2 separate regions of the Homo sapiens genome follow, and region 2 is linked to region 1. A link is an interaction called in ENCODE POLR2A ChIA-PET data of the cell type or tissue named here. Cell type or tissue: OCI-LY7. All regions are shown on one strand. Links, peaks and the distances in the headings refer to the core of each region. The heading gives the core; the rest is flanking DNA.

Evidence for each region. Peaks named below come from ENCODE experiments on the same cell type or tissue, not always from the same donor. Only the 100,000 strongest peaks of a DNase experiment are listed, where the experiment ranks them.
Region 2: POLR2A ChIA-PET joins it to region 1 with 12 read pairs; 8 of 35 experiments call an interaction of 5 or more read pairs at or near these places.

The regions. Positions count from the first base shown.
Region 1 is chr2:42,220,326-42,233,523 of GRCh38, reverse strand. The region is part of intron 1 of EML4 (EMAP like 4); the gene reads right to left. Among named protein-coding and RNA genes, the nearest start is that of EML4-AS1, 57 kb to the right of the region's middle. In OCI-LY7, for the core only: no CTCF peak of the experiment used is centred there; no DNase peak of the experiment used is centred there.
Region 2 is chr2:42,110,584-42,123,781 of GRCh38, reverse strand. No RefSeq gene overlaps it. Among named protein-coding and RNA genes, the nearest start is that of EML4, 52 kb to the left of the region's middle. In OCI-LY7, for the core only: no CTCF peak of the experiment used is centred there; a DNase peak (open chromatin) is centred at 5,301; H3K4me3 peaks cover 875 bases; H3K27ac peaks cover 893 bases.

The sequences.
Region 1 (13,198 bases), core at 2,532-10,531:
CACCCTGGCTAACATGGTGAAACCCCGTCTCTACTAAAAATAAAAAAAAAATTGGCTGGGCATGGTGGCGGGTGCCTATAGTCCCAGCTACTGGGGAGGCTGAGGCAGGAGAATGGTGTGAACCTGGGAGGCAGAGCTTGCAGGGAGCTGAGATCGCGCCACTGCACTCCAGCCTGGGCGACAGAGTGAGACTCCATTAAAAAAAAAAAAAAAAGAAAGAAACCTGTAATAACAAACAATTTATCTCTTTTTGTTGCTTTTAAGCTTTACATTTGCACTTTATAAATTTAAACCAACTCAAAATAAAACATTAACAACATAACAGCTATAAACACACATGCACCAAAAACTGCTGTGAAGGGATGAAACCTAAACCAAACTAAATGTGAGGAGTTATGAACATGAAGAGATTGATCTAAGGATAAACTAACAGCAAAAGCTGATAAAAGACATTGGAATGAGGCAAAATGATCCAGATTAATACTTACAAAAGGCCTTCACAGGCCAGGCACAGCGGCTCACACCTGTAATCCCAGCACTTTGGGCGGGTGAGGCAGGGGGATCACGAGGTCAGATGGAGACCATCCTGGCTAACACGGTGAAACCCCATCTCTACTAAAAAATAAAAAAAATTAGCCGCGCGTTGTGGCGGGCGCCTGTAGTCCCAGCTACTAGGGAGGCTGAGGCAGGAGAATGGCATGAACTCGGGAGGCGGAGCTTGCAGTGAGCCGAAATCCGTGCCACTGCACTCCAGCCTGGGCGACACAGCCAGACTCCGTCTCAAAAAAACAAAAACAAAAACAAAACAAAAAGGCCTTTACAGAAAAGTAGAAGCCATCAAAAGAGTGTTTCTACAAGTAAGACTCAGGAAAGCACTTCTCTTTTGATTAATACCTGGTACAGATTCATCAAAGTATAGGAGTTACTTGAAAGATTAACAGGAGTGAGGTGGGTTGGGGAATATATAATGTGTTTGAAACATTACAGGCTAGGAAGGAATTCAAATTCTTGCTATTGACTGGTGAGAGGCTTGAAAGCAGATTGTATGTCGTTATACTTGAATCACCAGACAAATGTAAGGCTGTAGTTTTATAATTCAGGTGTCAACTATACTCTTCTTTACAATAAATGGACCCAAATTAAATGATTGCTTAGAGGTTCCTAAGGTTAGAAGGGCTGCCAAAAAGTTCTGTAACAAAGTGCTTTCTAATTAGCATATAACAAAAAAGGTCCTCTTGCACATCAAAGTATATAGGGCTTTTTTTCCCACCACCTCCCACTTGTGCAGTGCATTACTAATTTGTATATTATGTACCCTGGCCATTTCTTTCTTCTCAAATCGAAATCTAATTTCAGGGAAAAAGCTTGTGAGACCCAGTCTCAGCTGTTTCTATGATTAAGAATCATCTTCTCTCTTTTCTGTTACAGTCAAATCTCTTTTTCAAAACTCCTATTCATCCAGATATTTGAGTACTACTGTATATAAAAAATTTTCAAAGTGCTGAGAATTTAAAAAAAAAATTACTGCCAGAAATTTATCTACCAGAAATTAGAAATAAATAATTTTTTTTTTTTGAGACGGAGTCTCACTCTGTTGCCCAGGCTGGAATGCAGTGGCTTGATCTTGGCTCACTGCAAGCTCTGCCTCCCGGGTTCACGCCATTCTCCCACCTCAGCCTCCTGAGTAGCTGGGACTAAAGGTGCCCGCCATGACGCCTGGCTAATTTTCTGTATATTTAGTAGAGACAGGGTTTCACCATATTAGCCAGGATGGTCTCGATCTCCTGACCTCGTGATCCACCCACCTTGGCCTCCCAAAGTGCTGGGACTACAGGTGTGAGCCACAGTGCCCAGCCATAAAGGGATAATTTTAATAGATGATACTCAAGACAGAATTGATGGAATATGGTCATTGATTACATAAGAGGATAAAAAGTACAGGAAGATCCCTGTTTTTCTATTTGGATGACTGAATAAATGGTTCAATAACATGCACTGATAGAGAACAAAGGAAAAAAAACAGTGTGGGGAATGAGGGAGCAGAAAGATGTGTGGTTTTGGATCTGCTGAGTTTGAGGTCATTATAACAAAAGTATAACTAGGTCTTGGGCTTAAGATAGAGGCCTGAATTAGAGATTACACTTCGGAGCTTTATTAGGACATATCTGATAACTGGAGTTGTGAGAATTGATGACTTGGAGTGAGAAAGGAATAGGGCCAAAGTTATCCAGCAGAGAAGACAGAATAAAAACTGTCAGAAAGCTAGTCATAGGTTCAGGAAAGGAGACATAATGTTAGACTGCAAAGATATCAAAAGACAATGACTAAAAATGGTCCATCTGATTTGGCCAGTATTAAGGAATCTTTACCAGAGAAGTTTCAGTGGAGTCATGGGAACAGAAGCATAACTGCAATGCACTGAAGTGAGGCTGGGAGGTAAGGCAGTCTTTTAAGGAATGTGATTGAAGATGGAAAGGGTTTAACCAGACGGGGGTGAAGAGAGTGTCTGCAAAGCTGACAGTGGTGTTTTTATTTAAATGTAAGAGTAATAGATTTACAGGGTTGAGGGAAGGAACCAACAGAGTTATTTATACTAACACGTAAGGACATGGAGCAGAGCTCCAGCGTTAGAGATGTGAAGGGCTAAAATAGAAAAAACAAGACAAAGAATGAGCCTTTTCTGAGAAGAGATACTTTTATCTAAGAATGAAGGGAAGAAGATGAGAGGAGGTGAAGATATTTGTCTTTCTACCTAATTTTTCTGTAAAGCAGGAGACACAGTGCCCTGCTGAGAAGACCTGGTTAAAGAGCTTGAGCTGGCTGGGCACGGTGGCTCACGCCTGTAATCCCAGCACTTTCGGAGGCTGAGGTGGAGGGATCGCCTGAGGTCAGGAGTTTGAGACCAGCCTGGCCAACATGACAAAACCCCATCTCTACTAAAAATAAAAAATTAGCTGGGGATGGTGGCACACACCTGTAGTCCCAGCTACTAGGGAGGCTGAGGCAGGAGAATCACTTGAACCTGGGAGGCGGAGGTTACAGTGAGCCAAGATTGCAACACTGTACTCTAGCCTGTGCAACAGTAAAAGACTCTGTCTCAAAAAAATAAATAAATAAAATAAAAAATAAGAGGTTGAGCTAATAGGTAAGTGTGGAATTGTATATACCACACAACTCATAATATTGTAGGATATTGTTAATTATCTTTTAATAAAGTTACATTTAAAATTCCTAACTAGATTGTAAAACCCTCTGGGGAAGAAGCTATTTTTCATTTTCCTCTACACCTGCAAAGCATCACACTTTGCAATAACTCTCCAAACAGTGGTTGATTTGTTGTGGTTGTGCTTCAGAATAAGCAGCAAAGACAGGATAAAACAGGGAATGAAAAAAAGACACTTATTAGTTTGGTGACATGCATAGGACTAGGGGTTGCTTTAGAAGATAAGAACCCCCTTTATTAGAAGTTTCGTGTAGCTGAGGGGGAATCTGGAAGAAGCAAATTTAGCCAATAATTGCATGATAGAAAAGATCGGTATCTCTCTCCTCTTCCCTCACCATCTAGTATTTCTTCCTTTTTATGGTTTTTTTCTTTCTCTGAATATCCCCTTTCCTTTCTTGTACCTGGATTTTGAGGCTATCTATCTTCCTGCCCTCCTTTCCCCTCTGCCAGGATATGACCAAAATTAAGTATATTTTTGTTATTCCTATCAGTTTTAGAGATTTAGCCCAACCAAGAGGTCAGATGTTCTCGCATTAGTGGGCCTCAACCAAGACTCTAGATTTATTTTGCTAGAGTTTTCCTCTTACTATTTTTTATAAGCAAATGAGCTAAATGCTTTTATTTCTTACCCAAGAAAAAAAATCTACTTTACTTCCCTCCCTGATTCCTCTGACAAACTCAGTATTTACATGTATTTAGCCCTAAACTCACTCACTCACATTTCTTTTATTTTTCTCTCTCGTGGTGAATGGGTGACTCTTGCAAGACAGTTATCTGTCTTGCTTTATGAAAAAATTCTCTACCATTTAATATTTTACTAACATAACTGTTCCTGGAATACAAAGTTCATGTGTAAGCTAAAAACTTACTTAATATGCATATGGTGCTTAAGAGCACAGTGCTGGATTTAGACTGTCTGGGATTTAAAAACTGGCTTCATCATTTAGTAACTATATACCCAGGCAAGTTTCTTAACTTCTTCATGCCTCAGATTCTCCATCTTTAAAATGAAGCTAAGAACATCTAGATGACATATAAAGTTATAGAAAATTAAATTAGATAAATTAAACAGCATGTAAAAACAACAAATAGTGAAATTTTCCTTTTTATAAATGTTAGCTACTACTATAATCATCATAAGATTCCAATACAAAGGTCTGCTAAACCCACACCTAGATCACCTTAATCCTTAAGGATGAGTAACATTTGCAGTCAGGTACCTAGGGTACACGATCAAAGTTTTACTAAAACTTAGTTTCTAATACATTAGCAGAAAGAGATACTATATTTTACTGATTTGTTTACTCACTAAATTTCATTTAATCATCAGAAAATTAAAAATGGACTAAATTGGAATTAGCAGGAGACAGTGAAAACAACACAAAGATATATGTTATTTATTTGATAATCATTTTTAACATTAAGTGACCTTCTAATTATTAATACATACCATGCATTGTTAGGATTTAAATAAGACTGTTTCCTAACCCTAGCAAGCATTGTGGGGGAGAGAAGAAGGTAAATAAATAAATAAAATAAAGTACAATACAACACTTGTCCTGACAGATATATACAGAAAATTGTAGAACTCACAGAAAGTCAGTCAATTTTTACCAGGAGAGAAAAGAATGAAAGCCTGGTCTCTGGAGCAAGTTATTTCTCTGTTAAAAGCAAAATACTCATGAGAAATTTTTTAAAGCAGTGCCATTTTAAGAGCTCACTATGTAGGCCTATAAAACATTACAAGCAAAGCTATACCTTCTGAATTATAAGACTACAGCTATATTCCAAATGATATAAGTATTGAATACTAAATTTTAAATGACAAGCTCTAAGAACATGATGTTTTAGCCTATTTCAAATAAAAAAGAAGGCAGAGAAAGACCCAGAGGAAATCTATCAATCAACCACAAGCTATATCAGCAAAACTCATCAACTTCATTCCTAAAACTATGTCGATCCTTGAGCAATGTAGGGGTTAGGGGTGCTGACCACCCACTCATTTTTCTATGAGGAGAATTCTTTCTACTCTCTTAGCAATTTTCAAGTATATAAATCCATGTATACTTTTTTTTTTTTTGAGACAGAGTCTCTCCCTGTCACCCAGGCTGGAGTGCAGTGGCATAATCTTGGCTCACTGCAACCTTGGCCTCCCAGGCTCAAGCAATTCTCATACCTCAGCCTCCTGAGTAGCTGGGATTATAGGTGCGTGACACCATGTCCAGCTAATTTTTTGTATTTTTTGTAGAGATGGGGTTTCACCATGTTGGCCAGGCTGCTTCTGTACTCCTGACCTCAAGTAATCCGCCCACCTTGGCCTCCCAAAGTGTTGGGATTACAGGTGTGAGCCACTGTGCCCGGCCTATGTATAATTTTTGACTCCCTACAAACTTAACTATTAATAGCCTGCGGTTGACCGGAAGCCTTACTGATAACAAACAGTTGATTAACACATATTTTGTATGTTATATATATTCTATAGTTTTATAAGGTGATATGTTAAAAAAATCATGAGAAAATATATTCACTATTCATTAAGTGGAAATGGATGTTCATAAAAGTCTTCAGCTTTGCTGTTTTCATGCTGCATAGGCAGAGGAGGAGGAAGGGGGCGGGGTTGTTCTTGCTGCCTTAGGGGTGGCAGAGGCAGCAGAAAATCCTTATATAAGTGGACCCACACAGTTCAAACCTGTGTTGTTCAAGGGTCAACTGTATTTGAAGGGCATATATATTGCAATATGTCACACAAAATTGAGTTGCTGGACCAGAAGCAAATTTAAAGTTTTTCTTTGTGGAAGAGGGGTGGTTTAAAAAAAAAAAAAAAAAAGCCTTAACAGGCTCATATTAATTTTGAAAGCAGGTAGGATGTAATTCTTTAAAAAAATAAGAATGGAGGCTGGGCACAGTGGTTCATGCCAGTAATCCCAGCACTTTGCGGGGCTGAGGTGGGAGCATTGCTTGAGGCCAGCATGAGCAACATAGTGAGAACCCCATCTCTACAAAATTAAAAATTAAAAAAAACCAGGTGTATGCCAGTAGTCTCAGCCAGCTACTTGGGGCAGGCTGTGGGGGCTGAGGTGGAAGGATCTCTTGAATCTGGGAGGTCAAGGCTGCAGTGAGCCACAACTGTGCCACTGCACTCCAGCTGGGCAACAGAGCGAGATCTTACCTCAAGGGGAAAAAAAAAGAAAAAGAATGAACATCATTTCACATGCACATAAAACTGAAAGTGGAAAAAAGTCTGGATTAAACAAGTTCAGTACAAGGCTCAACAAAATCTTGCTTTCCTTTTGAGAGGATTCCCTTTGTTGAATTTCATGGAAATTTTGTGGGATACTGCTACTATAATCAAAATTTATATATATATTTCTAGAAGTAAGCAGTTCTTTTATTTTTTAATCTCATTTCACATTTTTAAATTTACTTTTTAATTGACAAGTAAAAGTTGTATATATTTATGGTGTATAACATGATACTGTGATACATGTAAATACTGTGGAATGGCTAAGTCAGACTACTTAACATATGCATTATCTCACGTAGCATTTTTCTATGAGGAGAAAGAACATTTAAAAATCTACTCTCTTAGCAATTTTCAAGTATGTAATTTATTTTATTTATTTTATTTTATTTTATTTTATTTTGAGACAGAGTCTTACTCTGTTGCCCAGGCTGGAGTGCAATGGCACGATCTCACCTCACAGCAACCTGCGCCTCCCAGGTTCAAGTGATTCTCCTGCCTCAGCCTCCCGAGTGGCTGGGATTACGGGAATGCACCATCACGCCCAACTAATTTTGTATTTTTAGTAGAGACAGGGTTTCACCATGTTGGCCAGGATGGTCTCGATCTCCTGACCTCATGATCCGCCCGCCTCGGCCTCCCAAAGTGCTGGGTTTACAGCCATGAGCCACCACGCCCGGCCCATAATTTATTTTTTTATTAACTGTAAAAACTATGATTTACAATAGATCTCTTCAACTTATTCCTCCCATCTAACTGAAATTTTGTGTCTTCTGGCCAACATCTCCCCAATCCCTGTCCCTTCAGTGTCATGGCTAAGAATTACATGAGTATGTATATTTTTATCTCAGAATTTAAGTGTATCTGGAAGATCTAATAGATTCAATCTACTATAAATGACTATCATACCAAGAAAAGACTGGTAACTATTTTTCTAGTCCACTTACAAATGTGTCTACGGCATGAACAATGGAAGATCCAATACATTATTTTACCATAAAGGTATGAGTAACACATTTTTTGCACAATTAGAGCTCATTTGTTATTTAATTTGGGTAGCATTATTTCCTTAAAAATAAAACAAATTTTTAGATGTTTGTAAAATATTTATACATTTTACATTTATTGAGTGACTAATTTGCCAGGAACTATGTTAAATCCCAAGGACATAAATTCAACTTGCTTTCTTCTCACTTCAAAAAACAAGTTTTTAAATTTCTGAAAAATTGAGAAAATTAACATATGTAAGAAATATGTCAATATTGCCTATAAAGCAATAAAAAAACACATCAATCCAATAGAAAAATGCAAAAAAGACATGACTAGGCAAACTTCTATCTGCAGGGAGGGAAGAAGGGTGGATCAAGCTCACTAGTAATTAGGCACATGCCAATTAAAATCACAAAATACTATTTCACACATCCTTGGATAAAAAATGTAAATAAAGTCTGGCAACGTTAGTTGGATTTAGAGCATCAGAACTTTTATACATTCTGAAGGGAAGTATATATTGACAAACTCTTCTGGAGAATAATTCAGCAAGACTTACTAAATGTGAAAATATACTTGGCCTACAATCCAGCAATCCAGAAGTAGGCAAAAAAATTAAATAGGCATTTCTCTAAAGAAGATATACAAATTATCAATAAGCACATGAACATACGTGGAGAAATTAGAACTCTTGTGCATTGCTGGTAGGAATGTAAACCTGTTTAGCCACCATAGAAAACAGTGGGCATTTCCTCAAAAAATTAAACAGGATTACCATATGACAAAGCAACTCCACTTACAGATATAATCCAACAGAACCGAAAGTGTGGACTCAGATACTTTTATACACCAATGTTCATAGCAGTATTATTAACAACAGCCAAGGGGTGGAAAGCACCCATATGTCCATAAACACATGAATGGATAAACAAAATGTGGCATATACATAAAATGGAATATTATTCAGCCTTAAAAAGAAATGATACTCTGACACATGCTAAAACATGAGTGACCTTTGAAAACATTATGCTAAGTAAAATAAACCAGACACAAAAGGACAAATGTTGTATGTTTCCACTTATACCAGGTACCTAGAATAGGCAAATTCATTGAAACAGAAGAGAGAATAGAGGTTACCGGGGACTGAAAGGAGAGGTCAATGAGGAGTTACTAATATGATGAAAAAGTTCTGAAAACATACGGGTGATGGTTGCACAACACTGTGAATGTGCTTAATAACACTGAACTATAAAGTTAAAATTGATTAAAATGATAAATTTTATGTGTATTTTATAACAATAAAAAATCATAATGAGATGCCACTTCACACCATCAGGATGGCTATAATCAAAATGACAAAGTGTTGGTGAGGATAAGGGGAAATTGAAACCCTCATATACTGCTAGTGGGAATGTAAACAGTACAGCCACTTTGGAAAACAATCTGGCAGTTCTTCAAAAGGTTAAACAGAGGCACCATATAATCCAGCAACGCCACTCCTAAAGTATACACCTAAGAGAAATAAAGACAGATGACCACATAAAAACTTGCCCATGACTGTTTATAGCAGCATTGTTCATAAGAGCCAAAAAGTAGAAATAACCCAAATGTCCATCAAATGTTGAACAGTTATGTGCTCACACGGTTATACCCATGTGACAGAATATTACTCCAATAAAAAAGAACGAAACAGTGATACATGCTGCAACATGGATGAAATCTTGAAAACATACTTAGTGAAAGAAGCCAGTGACAAAAGACTACATACTGTATGATTCAATTTACATAATGTCCTGAACAGGCAAACCTGTAAGATAAAGTAGATTAGCAGCTGCCTAAAAACTATAGGGATTGGGAGAAACAGGAAGTGACTGCTAAAGGATACAGGATTTCTTCTTATTGTGGTAAAAATATTCTAAAATGGATTGTGCACAACTCTGTGAATATATTAAAAACCACTGAAGTACATGTTTTAAATGGGTGATTCATATGGCATGTGAATTATATCTCAAAACAGCTGTTACAAAAACAACAAAAAAACCCTCATTCAATAAGCAAGAAAAACTTTCATAATTTAAACGGTAAATTCCCTCAGAAGGTATAAATAGAATTTAAATTTTCCCAAGGGTAAAGGAAGGAGAACCCGTAGTGGTATTATTAGTATGTGAAAAGGCCAGAATAATCACCTACATGAGGGCACAAATGAAGGGGTAAAAAGAGTCTGGAGTGATAAGGGCAACTTCAACTTTTTCATAATATAGCCTAGAGCCAGCATTTCTTAAGAGACTATTATGCATATTTATTCAAATTGTCCAAAGATTAGTGAAAATGTAATGGTCTTTGTAAACAAAGATGTTTCTTACAGTATCTAGATGTGTTTTCATGGGGATGTTTTCAATATACATTAGAGATCTGGGCTAAGCAGAGCAAACTTTCTCACATTGTACTCTTGTCATGGGGAAAGACTAAAAAATGGTTACTTCCTTGTAAGCAAGGAGAAGAAAGATGACCTGCTACAGTAAAATTTGTAATTTCTAACTACTGACATTTAAGAGCTCTTAAAAAACAGAAAACAAACAAAACAGAGATAATCGTTAAACTTCAGCTACTTCAAAGCATGTCTTTACAGGTTCAAATGATTTAGCTTCATTACTTGACAGGGTCTTGCAAATAAAAATAATTTTTACTGATCTTATGAGCAAACAAAAAAATGATAGCAAATAATGGCTAGGAAGTTAGGACATTTGTAGTGGTGCATTTGTGAACTGCTACAAATCTCAGTTCTGAACAGTAATCTTTACGTAATCACTACAAAAATGAAAAATACACATGCTTTGACACAACAATGTATGTAGCAGGGAGAGAGGGAACTATAAACCTATCAGACCTATCAAAATGGGATCAAGTGAATGAAATATGTTATCTAAATATGGAATCTGTGCAGCTATTAAAAATACATTATATTGGCCAGGCACGGTGGCTCACGTCTGTAATCCCAGCACTTTGGGAGGCCGAAGGGGTGGAGGGCGGATCACGAGGTCAGGAGATCGAGACCATCCTGACTAATACAGTGACACCCCATCTCTACTAAAAAGACAAAAAAATTAACCGGGTGTGGTGGCAGATGCCTGCAGTCCCAGCTACTTGGGAGGCTGAGGCAGGAGAATGGCGTGAACCCGGGAGGCGGAGCTTGCAGTGAGCCGAGATTGCACCATTGCACTCCAGCCTAGGCGACAAAGCGAGACTCCATCTCAAAAACAAAACAAAACAAAACAAAACAAACAAAAGAACCGTTATATTTCTATATATCAATGTGGAGGGCTATGCATGATCAATGGATATATATTTTAAGTTAGTTTCCAGTAAGCAAAAGATAATGCATATTCACTGTTTACACAGTACAGTTTATGTCCTGTTTTTGAAAAAGCAAACAAGAAAGCAGGTGTACATGAAGAACAGGGGTTGGCAAACTTTTTCTGTTAAGGACCAGACAGTAAACATTTTAGGCTTTGTAGGACAAAAGGTCTTTGTCCCAATTACTGGACTCTGCTGTGGCAGCACAAAAGCAACTACAGATATTAACTATACAAATGTGTATGGCTATGTTCCAGTAAAGCTTTATTTATGGACACTGAAATTAGAATTCATATAACTTTAATGAGTCATGAAATATTCTTTTGATTTTTTCCAACCATTTAAAAATATAAAAACCATTTTTGGCTCACAGGATACAAAACAGTGAATTTTGCCATAAAGTGCTAAAGTTTGTCAACCCGATATGGAAAGACACAAATTAAACTGTTAACAGGGGTTATCTTGCAAAAAATTTGTTAAAATAAGCAAATATGCCATTTGATTTTAAAATATATAAAATAATTTTAAAAACTATCTCCTCTCAAATGAAAATGTAATTTTTATTAATAGGGCTGAGAAATTATCTTCTCCATAATCAGAAATCACTGGTGTGTTAATTAACATGACTCAACTTCTCCATGGCTACAGAGAGAGAAGACTAAGGAGAGAAGAAGACAACTTTAGGCCAGGTGCAGAGGCTCACACCTGTAATCCCAGCACGTTGGGACCAGGCAGGCAAATCGCTTGAGCCCAGGAGTTCGAGACCACCCTGGGCAACATGATGAAACACTGTCTCTACAAAAAATTTATTAGGCTTGGAGTGGTGGCTCATGCCTGTAATCCCAGCACTTTGGGAGGCTGAGGTGGGTGGATCACCTGAGGTCAGGAGTTCGAGACCAGCCTGGCCAACACGACGAAACCTTGTCTCTACCAAAAATACAAAAACTAGCTGGGTGTGGTAGTGGGCACCTATAATCCCAGCTACCGAGGAGGCTGAGGCAGGAGAATCCCTTGAACCCAGGAGGCGGAGGCTGTGATGAGCCGAGATCACGCCACTGCATTCCAGCTTGGGCAACAAGAGTGAAACTCCATCTAAAACAAAACAAAACAAAACAAAACCCAAAAAAACACCACAAAAATTAGTCAGGCATGGTTGGGTGTGCTTACAGTCCCAGCTACTCAGGAGGCTCAGGTGGGAGGATTGCTTGGGCCCGGGACATTGAGGCTGCAGTGAGCCATGATAGCACTACTGCGCTCTAGCCTGGGTGACAAAGCAAGGTCCTGTCTCAAAAAAAAAAAAAAAAAAAAAAAAGTAAACCATGTTGTAAACAATGTGCTGTCATCTAAGCTTTGTTGTTCCATTTCTAGAGCATACACATGCGCAGGGTAGAATAATCCCAAGGCCCTAGGATTTTCAGAATGGTCAATGAGCACTGGCTTCAACTTAAAGTCATCAGCTACAATACCCCCTCAACAGTCAGCTTGTCCTTTGAAGCCAGGCATTGGCTTCTCTTCTCTAGCTATGAAAGTACTGGGTAACATCTTTTTCTAATATAAGACAGTGTTGTCTACACTGATAATCTGTTGTTTAGTGCAGCCACCTTCATCAATGATCTTAGCTAAATCTTCTAGATAACCTGCTGCAGCTTCCACTTCAGAACCTGCTGCTTCACCTTGCACTTTTATGTATGGAGATGGCTTCTTTCCTTAAACCTCATGAACTAATCTCTGCTAGCTTCAAACTTCTGCAGCTTCCTCACGTCTCTCAGCTTTCATAGAAATGAAGAGAGTTAGAGCCTTGCTCTGGATTAGGCTTTGGCTTAAGGGAATGTTGTGTCTGGTCTGACTTTATATTCAGAACATGCAAACATTCTCCGTATCTGCAATAAGGCTGTTTAACTTTATCATTCATATGTTCACTGGAGTAGCACTCTTCAGAAACTTTTTCTCTGCATTCACAACTGGCTGTCTGGTATGAGAAGCCTAGCTTTCAGCCTATCTCAGCTTTTGACATGCCTTCTTCATCTAAGCTTCATCATTTCTAGCTTTTGATTTAAAGTGAGAAACGTGCACTCTTCCTTTCACTTGAACACTTAAGAACCATTGTAGGATTATTAACTGGCCTCATTTCAATATTGTTATCTCAGGGAATAGGGAGGCCTGAGGAGAGGGAGAGAGACAGAGGAACAGCCAGTGTGTGGAGCAGTCAGAACACACAACATTTATTAAGTAGGCTATCTTAAATGGGTGTCACTCATGGCACTCCAAAACAATTACAACAGTAACATCAAAGGTAATGGATCACAGGTCACCGTAAGAGATATAATAATAGTGAAAAAGTTTGAAATACTGTGAGAACTAGCAAAACGTGACACAGATGAAGTGGGTAC
Region 2 (13,198 bases), core at 2,139-10,138, 110 kb after region 1:
CACTTGGAATCACTCAAACAAAACAGCCTTTACATATAGGAGATGCATCCACCCCAAGCTTTTCTTCACCCATAATCTTGCCTCAAACTTGTGTGGGTAGCTCAGGGCAAAATCTGGTTTCTGGCTGCCAATGGCATGCATTAATGGAGAGAAGCAGGCTGACAGTGCAGCCTGGGAAGGTTTCTGTAGAAAAGCCTGTGTGCTAGAGTTAATTACAGCCTGATTTAAATCTTAGATTGTGGAGGGACCATGAAAAAGGCAGACTGATGAATACTATGTGGTCAGATAAACCCAGATACTTAGATCTCTCAAAAGGAAAAAGAAAAACCCTAGAATCATCTTCTGGGTACAGACAGTGCGGTAGGTCCAGTGAAAATTATAAGGTTTGGGTTAGATGGGGCTCCTGCCCACAACCCAAAACAGTGTATTCAGGGGACAAAAGAGAAATGCAGACAGAATCCAAGTCAATAAACACATGTCACAGAACAAAATATAAGTAGCTATGATATGCTAAAAAATAGCAATAAACTGGCCAGGCGCAGTGGCTCATGCCTGTAATCCCAGCACTTTGGGAGGCTGAGGCGGGCAGATCATCTGAGGTCGGGAGTTCGAGACCAGACTGACCAACATGGAGAAACCCCATCTCTACTAAAAATACAAAATTAGCTGGGTGCGGTGGCGCATGCCTGTAATCCCAGCTACTTGGGAGGCTGAGGCAGGAGAATTGCTTGAACCCGGGAGGCAGAGGTTGTGTTGAGCCGAGATCATGCCATTGCATTCCAGTCTGGGCAACAAGAGCGAAACTCTGCCTCAAAAAAAGAAAAAAAAAGAAAAAAGAAAAAAAAACCTGTATATATATACAGCAATAAACTTTGACTTAGGAAGCCTGGGTTTAAATCCCAGCCATGGCCGGGGGCAGTGGCTCACACCTGTAATCCCAGCACTTTGGGAGGCTGAGGTGGGCAGATTACCTGAGGTCAGGAGTTCGAGACCAGCCTGGCCAACATGGTGAAACCCCATCTCTACTAAAAATACAAAAAATTAGCCGGGTGTGGTGGCGTGTGCCTGTAGTCCAAGCTACTGGGGAGGCTGAGGCAGGAGAATCGCTTGAACCCAGGAGGCAAAGGTTGCAGTGAGCCAAGATCATGCCACTGCACTTCTGCCTGGGTGAGACTCTGTCTCAAAAAAAAAAAGCATTGTACGCTGGGCATGGTGGCTCACACCTGTAATCCCGGCACTTTGGGAGGCCAAGGCAGGCAGATCACCTGAGGTCAGGAGTTCAAGACCAGCCTGACCAACATGGTGAAACCCTGTCTCTACTAAAAATACAAAATTAGCTAGGTGTGGTGGTGTGTGTCTGTAATCCCAGCTACTCGGGAGGCTGAGGCAGGAGAATCGCTTGAACCCGGGAGGCAGAGGTTGCAACGAGCTGAGATCGTGACATTGTACTCCAGCCCAGGCAACAAGAACAAAACACCGTCTCAAAAATAAAAAAATTTAAAAAATAAAAATAAAAAGCATTATAAGGAAATATTTACTGGTGCCTACAATACTGATATTACTCTGATCTCTGATATCAAACCCAGACAAATATATAACAAGAAAGCAAAACTGCAGACTAATATCCTTCATGAGTATAAATGCAAAAATTTTTAGGAAAATATAGCAAATAGAATATAACAATATATAAAAGGATAGTACATTATAGCCATAGCCCAGGAATGCAAGGTTAGTTTAATATTTGAAAGTCACTCAGTGATTCACCACAGTAACAGGCCGAAAAGGAAAACCATATGAATATCTCAATAGATGCAGAAAAAGAATCTGACAAAATCCAAGATCTCTTTCTTTCTTTCTTTCTTTCTTTCTTTCTTTCTTTCTTTCTTTCTTTCTTTCTTTCTTTCTTTCTTTCTCTCTCTCTCTCTCTCTCTCTCTCTCTTTCTTTCTTTTGGTCTTTCTGTCTTTCTTTCCTTCTCTCTTTCCTTCTCTCTCTCTCTCTTTTTTTTTTTCTCATTCTGTTGCCCAGGCTGGAGTGCAGTGGTGTAGTCTTGGCTCACTGCAACCTCTGCCTCCCAGGTTCAAGCAATTCTCCTGTATCGGCCTCCCAAATAACTGGGACTACAGGCATGCACCACTACTCCCAGCTAATTTTTGTATTTTTAGTACAGACAGGGTTTTACCATGTTGTCCAGGCTGGTCTCGAACTCCTGACTTCAGGTAATCTTCCCACCCTGGCCTCCCAAAGTGCTGGGATTACAGGTGTGAGTCACTGTGACTGGCCTCATTTCTGATTTTAAATAAAGCAACTCTCAGTAAAGTAGGAAACTTCTTTAATTTGAGAAAGGGCATCTATGAAAAACCTAAAGCTAACATCATACTTAATGGGAAAGACTGAATGCTTTTCCTTTAAGACCATGAACAAAGAAAGGCTATCCACTGTCACTATATTTATTCAGCATTGTACTGGTTGTAGCCAGTGCAATAAGTCAAGAAAAAAATATAAAATGAATTAAGATTGGAGCAGAAGAAGCAAAACTGTTTTTATTCTCAGATAACATGACTCTCTATGTAGAAAATTTGATGGACTCTACAAAAAAGCTACAGAACTAATAAATGAGTTTAACAAGCCTGCAGGATAAAAGATCAATATAAAAAATCAACTGTTTCTAAATGGTTTCAATAAATACTTGGAAATTAAAATTATATAAATAATAACACTTATGATAGTACAAAATAATTAAATATTTAGATAAAAACCTTACAAAAGAGCTGTAAGATCTGTAAACTAAGAAAACGTTGCTGAGAAAAATGAAAAAAGACTTTGTGCTCATGGATTGAAAGACTCAATATTGTTAAGATGTCAGTTTTCCCCTAATAGATCTGTAGATTCAATGCAATCCTCATCAAAATTCCAGTAGGCTTTCCCCTCTCAGAAACTGGCAAACTTATTCTAAAATTCAAGCTTAATCTAGAATTCATATTTTTCTTAGAAAAAGAATAAAGTTAGATTTCAAGACTTGCAATAAAGCTACAGTAATCAAGACAATTTTTATTTGTCTTGACAAATACCCAGACAAATTATATTTGTCTTAATACAAATACCCAATTTGATATTTGTATTGAGATAGAAAAATAGATCAATGTAACAGAATAGAGAATCCAGAATAGACCCACAAATATATGGTCAATTGTCAATTGACTTTCAACAAAAGTGCAAAGACACTTCAGTAGATAAAGATCAGTCTTTTCAATAAATGGTGCTAGAACTATTGGATATTCATAGATTATAGACAAAAAACTAAACATCATTCTAAACTTTGCATTATATACAAAAATTAACTCAAAATAGACTTAAATATAAAATCTAAACGTATAAAAATTTTGGAAGCAAACAGGAGAAAATCTCTGTGACCTTGGGTTAGGTAAAGATTTCTCAGATCACCAAACGCACCATCCATGCAAGAAAATTAATACGCTGGGCATGGTGGCTCACGCCTGTAATCCCAGCACTTTGGGAGGCTGAGGCGGGTGGATCACCTGAGGTCAGGAGTTTGAGAGCAGCCTGGCCAACATGGTGAAACCCCATCTCTACTAAAAATACAAAAATTAGCCAGGCGTGGTGGTGTGCGCCTGTAGTCCCAGCTACTCGGGAGGCTGAGGCAGGAGAATGGCGTGAACCCGGGAGGCGGAGCTTGGAGTGAGCCGAGATCGCGCCACTGCACTCCAGCCTGGGCGACAGAGCGAGACTCCGTCTCAAAAAAAAAAAAAAAAAAAAAAAGAAAAAAGAAAACTAATAAATTGCATTGCATCAAATTAAGAATTTCTGTTCTTGAAAGGCATTGTTAAGGAAATAAAAAGATTAGGAGAAAGGATTTGCCAATCATATATCTTACCAAGGAGTTGTTTGCAGTATATATAGACTCTTAAAACTCAACAGTTAAGAAAAAGCAAAACAAAACCCTGGTTAAAATATAAGCAGAAGGCATGAAAGATTCGTCACCAGAGAAGATACAAGGATGGCAAATATGCCCATGAAAGATTTTTTCAACCTCAGTAGTTATTAGGGAAATTTAAATTAGTACTGTAATGGAATACCATTACACAGCTATTAGAACGGTTAAAATAAAAAAAAAAACTGAGAATATCAACTGCTAGGAAGTATGTGGAGTAACTAGAACTCTTACACATTTCTGGTAGGTAAGCAAAATGGTACAACCACTTTGGAAACATTTTGGTAGTTTCTTTTCAAGTTAAACATACACTTACCATACCCACTTCTAGGTATTTACCTTGAAAAATGGAAACATACATGCTTATATCTGTACATGACTGTTTATAGCAGTTTATACTGCTTATTTTCAATTGCCCCAAATGAGAAACAACCCAAGTATCCTTTAGTTGTGAATGGTTAGACAACATGTGGTACATCCACACAATGGGATACTACTTACCGATAAAAAGAATAAACTATTAACACATGCAAACACGGATGACTCTCAGAACAATTACACCGAGTGAAAGAAACCAGCTCCCCCTGCCCTCTCCCTGCAAAACATGCACACCATATGGTTTCACTTATTTAAGCTTCTAGAAAATACAAATTAATCCATAGTGATAGAAAGCAGATCAGTGGTTGCAGAAAGAAGGGTGGGACAACAAAGGGGCACGAAAATTTGGGGGGTGAATAGCTTGATTGTGGTGATGGTTTCACAAGAATATAACATGTCAAAACTCATCCAATTGTATACTGAAATATGTTTGTCTTATTATTTGTCAGTTATACCTCAAGAAAGCTCTTTTTTTTTCAAAGTCCAGGTGATTCTAATAGGCAGCTGAATTTGAGGACCACTGAAACACACATACGTAACTCTCCTAAGTCCATCAGGTTTTGGCTTACTGCCACAGAGTTTTCTATTGTTCGGATTCCAGTCTTGTTACAAATATGAAACTTACAGGATAACTACAGAATGACCATACATAAAAATCATCAGATAATTTCACTTCAGAAATTCCAGGGCCTTCACTTTAAGCCATAGGGAAGCCCTAGATAAAAATTACTAATTTGAAATGAAATACAGCAAGAGACTCAAGCCTCTAAGCTTCCAGGGCTATAAATCATCTACAGTGCAGAGATGATTTTGGATCTGATAATTTGGTAAATTGCTTCTCTCATCCCTCATAGACTCAGCTTCTACACTTCCCTTATTTTGTCAGAGTTTTTTACTAGAACTCACTCCATTTTTTGCTTCTCTTTACTTTGACCTAACCTGTAGGGCTTCCAAAAATAGGTACTTGAGTGTATTGAAGAAGTTACTAACTTTGTTAAGTTATGCAAGACTTCCCTAAATAAGTATTATTTCCTCTTTCCTCTCAGTGACTCACACAGTACACTCTATAAAGGATTTGAAAGTGGCTGAAGGAAACTAGTTTGTCCCTTGTGCCCAGTTTTGCTCAGAAGCAGGAGAAAGACCTAGGGTGGCATATTTTAACCTTGAATATGTGTGTGACTCACCCAAGAATCCTGTAAAAATGCAGATTTGGTGTCAGCAAGAGTGGAGTAGACTCAAGCTTCTGCTTGAGTTTCTCCCCAGTGATGCTGATGCTGCTAGTTGGGTCACAAGACACATGACCTTTCAAAGTCCTTTCATCCCTGGGACACTGCAAAACAATAATGACCCTAATGGGGAGGAAGTCATTCAAGTCAAAGAGAGGAGCACTGCGTTACTACTGCCTTGATTACACTCTCCAAGTGTTGAACCTCCTGCCTTATGTAAATGTTTATACATCTGGTAAGGGTAAAGATTCACTTGCTGTGAATAGCTCAGGATGTTTAAAAAGTGTTGGTTGGATTTTTCTTACCTTTTTCTGGAAATAATTTGCAATAGATAAGATGGTTTTTCTAGGTTATATTTAGTTAACCCAACTTAAGCCACTTTATAACTGCTGCATCTAGCCACTTCTTGTGTGTATGCTTACTTTATTTTCAAAAATATGTAATGTCAAGGTATGAAATACCAATGTTTCATATACTATTTAGCTGAGGTTTTCAGTTCTTATGACAAATGGGCTGATTTCTCTCCTAGATCCTGAGGGGATTATATTGTATGTCCTGATTTTTCCTCTTTTTGAGGCAAAGATAGCACTAGTCATAGCAGCAGTTGCTTCTAATGATTTAGAGTTATAGTAAAATCTGTTGGAACGAATTGAAGGACAGTATTGTGGCATGGTTATGAATCTTCCTGGGGAAGCTGGCTGCAGCCTTTGGGTGGGTCTTTCTCACCCACTACTTCCCCCCCGCTCTGCTTTGTAAATCAAACTGCATGGTTTTTTTCCAAAGCAAATTCCTGATTTTTGGAAAGGAATCAAATAGTTTAGTTTTGCCTAAAACTGACACATTTAAACACATTTCAAATATATGTGAATTTGTAATTTAAACAAAACAAACTCGATGTGCTTTAAAGAGGCCAATCTATATTTTCAGAAAACTCTTATTATCGGTAATTTTCCATCTCAGTTTACCTTGATATTTAAATCAGTTCATCATGATTTTCAGTGAAAATAACTGAGAAAAAGGCATCCATAAAGGCTAAGAGTAAATCCATATTCATAGCTCTGTATTCCTCATCCAAGATTCCTTATTAAGTGATTACAGGAGCAGTTTTCTGTCTTTCAAGTCCATTTCTGCAGAAGAATTTGAATCACCACTGGAATGAATGTGGTAACGGGAGTAGTTCTGTCAACAATATGTGACACAAGGAAGGGAGTGCAGAAACTGGGCTGTCTGGACTACGGTTTTGGATGAGGTTTGGGATTTTTGTTGTTGCCAGAAAACTCAAAAGTTCAAAGAGAGTAGAAAAGCATATTGATTAGCTCTGGACTGGTCAAAGACTAGATTTATATCTGAGCTTAACTAATGTTTTACACATGGTCTCCTTTGTATTTTAAAATTTTTGTACCCCTGGTTAGTTAAAGGCAAGGACCAGCTGAAAGCAATTCCTCTTCTTGTCTTCTCTCCTCCAAATCAAGGCCATTTAGTTGGTAGGTAGATATTAAATCTCTAGGAACAAAGAGGAATGTTACTGGCCCAAATGTCCCATGATCCCTGAAGTTCATGTTGGTGCCAGAAGAGCTTCATGGCTTATTTTTCTCCCTAAATCTTCTACTCCAGAGGCCACATTTGCAGGGATATCTGGAGAACTGAGATGAACACTTGCCTCTCTGCCAATTCATCTTTCTTTTGGCCAGTTTATCAAGGATATTTGGATCTGCTGATGCACATTTCAGCCCCATCAGTTAATTTTCATTACAAAATTATGTTGCTAACATTATCAAGAGCATTGTGCCAAGCACTTTACACATATTACCTTATTTATTCCTCGTGATACCCATATTACAGGTGAGGAAACTGAGGCTCAGGCAGGTCACGTAACTTGCCCAAGTCCTCAAGGCCAGGATCCAAAATACAGACAGTTTAACCTCGAGCATGTGCTCTTAACCACTATAGTATTCTGCTTCCCTTATCCATAGATTCTTTCAGGACTTGGGAACTAAAGGAGTTTGGGAAAGAGACAAGGACATGGACTTTCTAATAAACTTCCTTTAAAGCTTCATTAGTTATACATCCATTCAACAATAATCCACTCCTCTTCAACTCTTCTAGAAGCTTACTTTCAATTTAAAGTCACAGTATCACTTTACAGCAGACCCCTCTGCCTGGTAAGCGGCTCCCCCACTAATTCACACGGTAAGTCCCTATAGACATGTTTATCTTCTAAAATCTATCCCACTGGTCATAACTCAATGAGTCCCAAGCTGGGTGAACAAGATTCTTTCTATTAGAAATCTCAAATTGGGAAAGAGAGGTGCAGAGGTCGTTTCTGATATGGCTAGAAATGTAAGATGTAAACTCAGTGTAACACGCAAACTCAGTAACTATAGAGAAGGTGGAGTGCGATGGCTCACACCTGTAATCCCAGCACTTTTTGAGGCTGAAACGGGAGGACTGCTTGAGCCTAGGAGTTTGAGACCAGCCTGGACAACATAGTGAGACCCCATCTCTGAAAAAAAAATTTTTTTTAATTAGCTGAGCACTGTGGCTTGCACCTGTGGTCCCAGCTATTCAGGAGGCTGAGGTGGGAGGGTCACTTGAGCCCAGGAGATTGAGGCTGCAGTAATTAAGCCACTGCACTCCAGCCTGGGTGACAGAGGGAGACCGTGTCTCCAAAAGCAAACAAACAAACATAAAAAAACCAAAAAACAAAAAAAAAAAAAAAAAGAGAGAGGAGGGAGGTAGGGGGTAGAGAGGAAAGAAAAGAGGAGAAAGATAGTGTATGTAGTAGACACACAGAGAAGCTGAGATCAGATGGGGAACTTTTTGTTGATTTCCAGTACCTAGATGCAGTTCTTTGTGACACATCCCTATTTCCCTAAAAATGGTCTTTTTGCTTTAGCTGGTCCAAGTTGATTTCTGTGCCTTACAATCAAACTTTTGATTGATGCTCATTGGAACTCCTACAAGACCCAGGAACTCTGACACTTCTGTATCATCCCAGGATCCAACAGAAGACTGTGCATTCAATCAGTGCTTTTGCTCTCCATTCTCCGCTCCAGTGTAGTGCAACCCACCCCCTAATCTTGAGCCTGTATCCAATCATCTGATTGTGTTGCCTGAATCCAGGCTCTTTTCTCTCCTGTTCACCTTATATTCTACCGTGAGATCAATCTTCCAAAACTTTGCTTTCCCCATGTGTCACTTTCCAACTCAAAAGTCAGTGGCTCACTAGCCCCTAATTGTGTCTCATGGAACACTGGAAATGTTCCATGATAAAAAGAGTTCTGTGGCCAAAAATACTTGGAATATCAAATCTTCCCCTCTCAACACTGCCACATATATAAGCATATTAAAAGCTTTGGGAAGTCCTGCTTATAAATCATCCCCCCCACCACCAAAAAACAAAAACAAAAACCCAGCTTAAATTTGCTTGATTCAATGTGTTCTTTCTTGGTGTAACATCTATGGCAAAGGGGAATACCTATAGAATTAAGGCCAAACATCTTTTTGGCCCTCTGCACACGTGCCCAATATATGAGTTATCTGATCTAATTTACTATTTCTCCCTCTGCTGCAGCCAGATGAGCCTCTTTCTTGCTTCCTGTGCTTTCTCACCTCTGTGCCTCAGCTGTAGTGTCCCCTCCTCTTGAAATGTTCCTTGCCCACCTTGCCTCCAAGCTCTACCAGGTCCTCTCTGGAGTTTTCTCAACCACCCAATTCCACATTGCACTTATACTTTTCTCACTTCCTAAGGCACGTGTAATCTGAAAAACATAGCATTTAGTCATAGTTGTTTCATCATAAATACAGTCCTATGTTTCTACCTGATTCTTTTAAAATTATGTTTGTCACCCCAGGAAGATGGCAATCTTTTCTTTTTTCTTTTTGAGACAGGGTTTCACTCTGTCACCCAGGCTGGCATGGAGTGGTGTGATCACAGCTCACTGCAGCCTTGACTTCTTTGGCTCAAGTGATCCTCCTTCCTTGGCCTCCCAAAGTGCTAGGATTACAAGTATGAGCCACAACACCCCGCCAGCAATCTTCTTCTTCTTCTTTTTTTTTTTTTTTTTGAGATAGAGTCTTGCTCTGTCGCCCAGGCTGGAATGCAGTGGCGCAATTTCAGCTCACCACCACCTCCGTGTCTCGGGTTCAAGCGATTTTCATGCCTGAGTCTCCTGAGTAGCTGGGGCTACAGGCATGCACCACCATGCCCAGCTAATTTTTATATTTTTAGTAGAGACGGGGTTTTGCCATGTTGGTCGGGCTAGCCTCTAACTCCTGACCTCAGGGGATCTGCCTGCCTCGGCCTCCCAAAGTTCTGGGATTACAGGCATGAGCCACTGCGCCCAGCCCGGTCAGCAATCTTCTTAAAGGTAGAAACCATACTTTTCTTCTATAATACCATTTTCAGGAGTGGCGCAAAATATGTTTTTAAGAATTATGCAATTGAATTGAATTGAGCTACTTCCCGGATTTAGAATGACAAATGCTTTCTCTCCATCTGCTTAAGAATGAACTGGCCTTCCCATTTAGAGGCAAGCATGCCCAACGCCCAATGCTAGGCTTTCCCTGGAGAACACAGGACAGCTGAACGCTTGGGGAAGAATTACTTCTGCTATGGCACGGTTCTCTTGAGCAGAGAACTTTAAAGGGATCATTATCTGCTTGTAAGGAATGGAGGTCAGCATGCCTGAAAACAGGAGTTGTGCAGATAACCTTGCCATATTTAGAATTCTATGCCTGGAAACAGCGTAAGTGCTCTTCCATATAAAATTGGGTAAGCCTATTATAGCATATCTATTGCACAAAATCATATATAGCTTTAACAAATCATATTGCAGAAGAATATTTAATGATTTGGGAAAAGATTTATGATGTAATGTATGAGAAAGAATTTCTTTCTTTTCTTTCTTTTTTATTTTTTGAGACAGAGTCTCTCTCTGTTGCCCAGGCTGGAGTGGAGTGCAGTGGTGCGATCTTGGCTCACTGCAACCTCCACCTCTCAAGTTCAAGCAATTCTCCTGCCTCAGCCTCCAGAATAGCTGAGATTTACAGGTGTGTGCCATCATGCCCAGCTAATTTTTGTATTTTTGGTAGAGATGGGGTTTCACCATGTTGGCCAGGCTGGTCTTGAACTCCTGACCTCAGGTGATCCACCTGCCTTGGCCTCCTAAAGTGCTGGGATTACAGGCATGAGCCACCACGCCCAGCTGAGAAAGAATTTCTAAAATAGCATATACACTATGTTTCTAACTTGATTTTAAAAAGAATATGCATTGAAAACCACACTGGAAAGGTAAACTAACATGTTAATCTTGATTAAATCTAGGTGGTGGGGTCATAAGTGTTTTTTTTTTTTAACACCTTCTTGTATTTTTCAGTATCTTCCTGGTTTTCTACATTGAACATATATGACTTTTGTAATCAGAAAAAAGTCAATCAAAATACAATTCCATGTTTTCTCTCTTCTCCTAGCTCCTATCTTCATACTGAATGATTGTACCCAGATTCAGAGGTCCGGAGAACTCTCTCTATTTTCACTTGGTTCCTTACCCTCTAGTTGACTATGGTCAGCTTGCTTTTTTTGATTAGTCATTGGGCTAATATGGGAGTGTCCCCAGAATTCAGTAATAACCTAGACATTGCCCAGGGCAGGCATCTGAGATGATTATAAAGAGCAGATCGAAATAACCTCTGCCTCTTAGTTTCCTTAGACATGTTTCGATTCCTCTCACTTTCTTCTCCCCATCTCACTCCCTTCTCCCCTAGGGAGAAGATGCTGGTGGATGTGGATATTAAAACCTCCCCCTGGGGGCTAAAAAGAGACATCAGGAGAGGCTCAGGATCAAACAATATCTCCATATGAGTAGGTACAGCTTACCTGACTACTGCCTAAGAAATAGTCCAGGTCAGCTGGTCTGCTGCTGTGCTGCTGGGGATAATACCTAAGAAGAGCCAAGGCTTGGAAGGAGCCAGAGACAGACCAGGGACCTGTGTGTTGGGAATGGAGCAAAGAAAAGGTCCAGGAGGAAGAGAGAGGGGGAAAGCATCAAGGGCTGGAGAGAGAGTGTGTGTGTGTGTGTGTGTGTGTGTGCGCGCATATGTGTGTGTGTTTGTATATATGCGTGCATGTATGTGAAGTGTGTGTATGTATGTACGTGTGTGGCAGATGCAGGTGCAGAGGGGAGCTGGGGAACATGGGCTAAGTTTTGGGAGAGTGAAGAGGAACAAAATAAGACAACTGTGAGTGGAAGAAAGAGATGTTAGACTGTGTATGAAGAATACTCTTACCCCTTTGACTTTTTTCTCTTGAAACTGGGTAAATATATATATGTATATATATATATATATACACACACACATATATAGATATGTATATATATATACACATATATATACGTATATATATACACACACATATATACATACACACACACACACACACACACACACTTATATATACACACACACATATGAGAGACAGTGTCTCACTCTGTTGCCCAGGCTGGAGTGCAGTGGTGAGATTTCGGCTCACTGCAACCTCCGCCTCCCAGGTTCAAGCGATTCTCCTGCCTCAGCCTCCTGAGTAGCTGGGATTACAGGTGAGCGCCACCATGCCCAGCTAATTTGCGTAATTTTAGTAGAGACGGGGTTTCACCATATTTGCCAGGCTGGTCTCGAACTCCTGACCTTGTGATCCGTCCACTTCAGCCTCCCAAAGTGTTGGTATTACAGGTGTGAGCCACCACGCCCCTCGAGACTGGGTAAATATCTTAATGGATTTAAATTACATTTTTTTCTGCAGGACTGCTGTTTCTTTTACTGTGTTTTTTGCTTGCACTGAACCACATAGGGCTCTCTGTCATGCCTGGTTTGCACAAATACGAATGCCTTTCTCATGAACGAACTTATCCATTTTATGGAGAAAATGATACGGGCTTACCCCACTTCAAGGCTTATTGGCTGCTCTCTCAGCCCTAGGTGATCGCCAGTGATGCACGTATATTCCTTACATGAAATGAAAGGCACAGCTTTAAATGAAAAGGCACACCGTAAATGAAAAGCATAGCTGATTTGGTTTGAGTCCGTTTTGGCAAAAGGCAGTGCGATTTGGTTTGAGTCCTTCTTATGAGCTGGGGTCTAGTCAAGAGGGACCTGCTGGAACTTCTGCCAGGAGTCCTGTGGCAACTAAGAGATGCCTGGGGCTGGTTGGGTGTGTTGTGAGGTGAAGCCTCCAGACTGAAAAGGCTCTGGGATTCTATTTCCCTAGGACGAGTAAGGCCTCCTGGCCCAGACCCTGCTCTGGCCTCAAGCCCTCGGGGCAGCAACACAGCTAACACTGCAGGTCTGTAACCAAAATGTCTAGGGGGCTTTAGGAGCTCCTTTAACTCGGTTTGTGCTGAGTGCAGAGGCTCCTTGCACAGCATTGGCATCTTGGAAGAAAGATATGTTGGCAGTCAGCCTGGAGGCTGCAATCCCTGTGAGAAAGGAAGGCAGGCCGGTGTTACAGTGCTATGCTGGGAGCCAGGCAAGCAGCACTGTTAACTCATCTGCGTCCAGTGATCACAGGGCTCCGATGAAATGGGCCTGGGGGCTGCCCAAAATATCTGCTACTGCAGAATCTTCTACTGAGAAGGCATTTGGGGG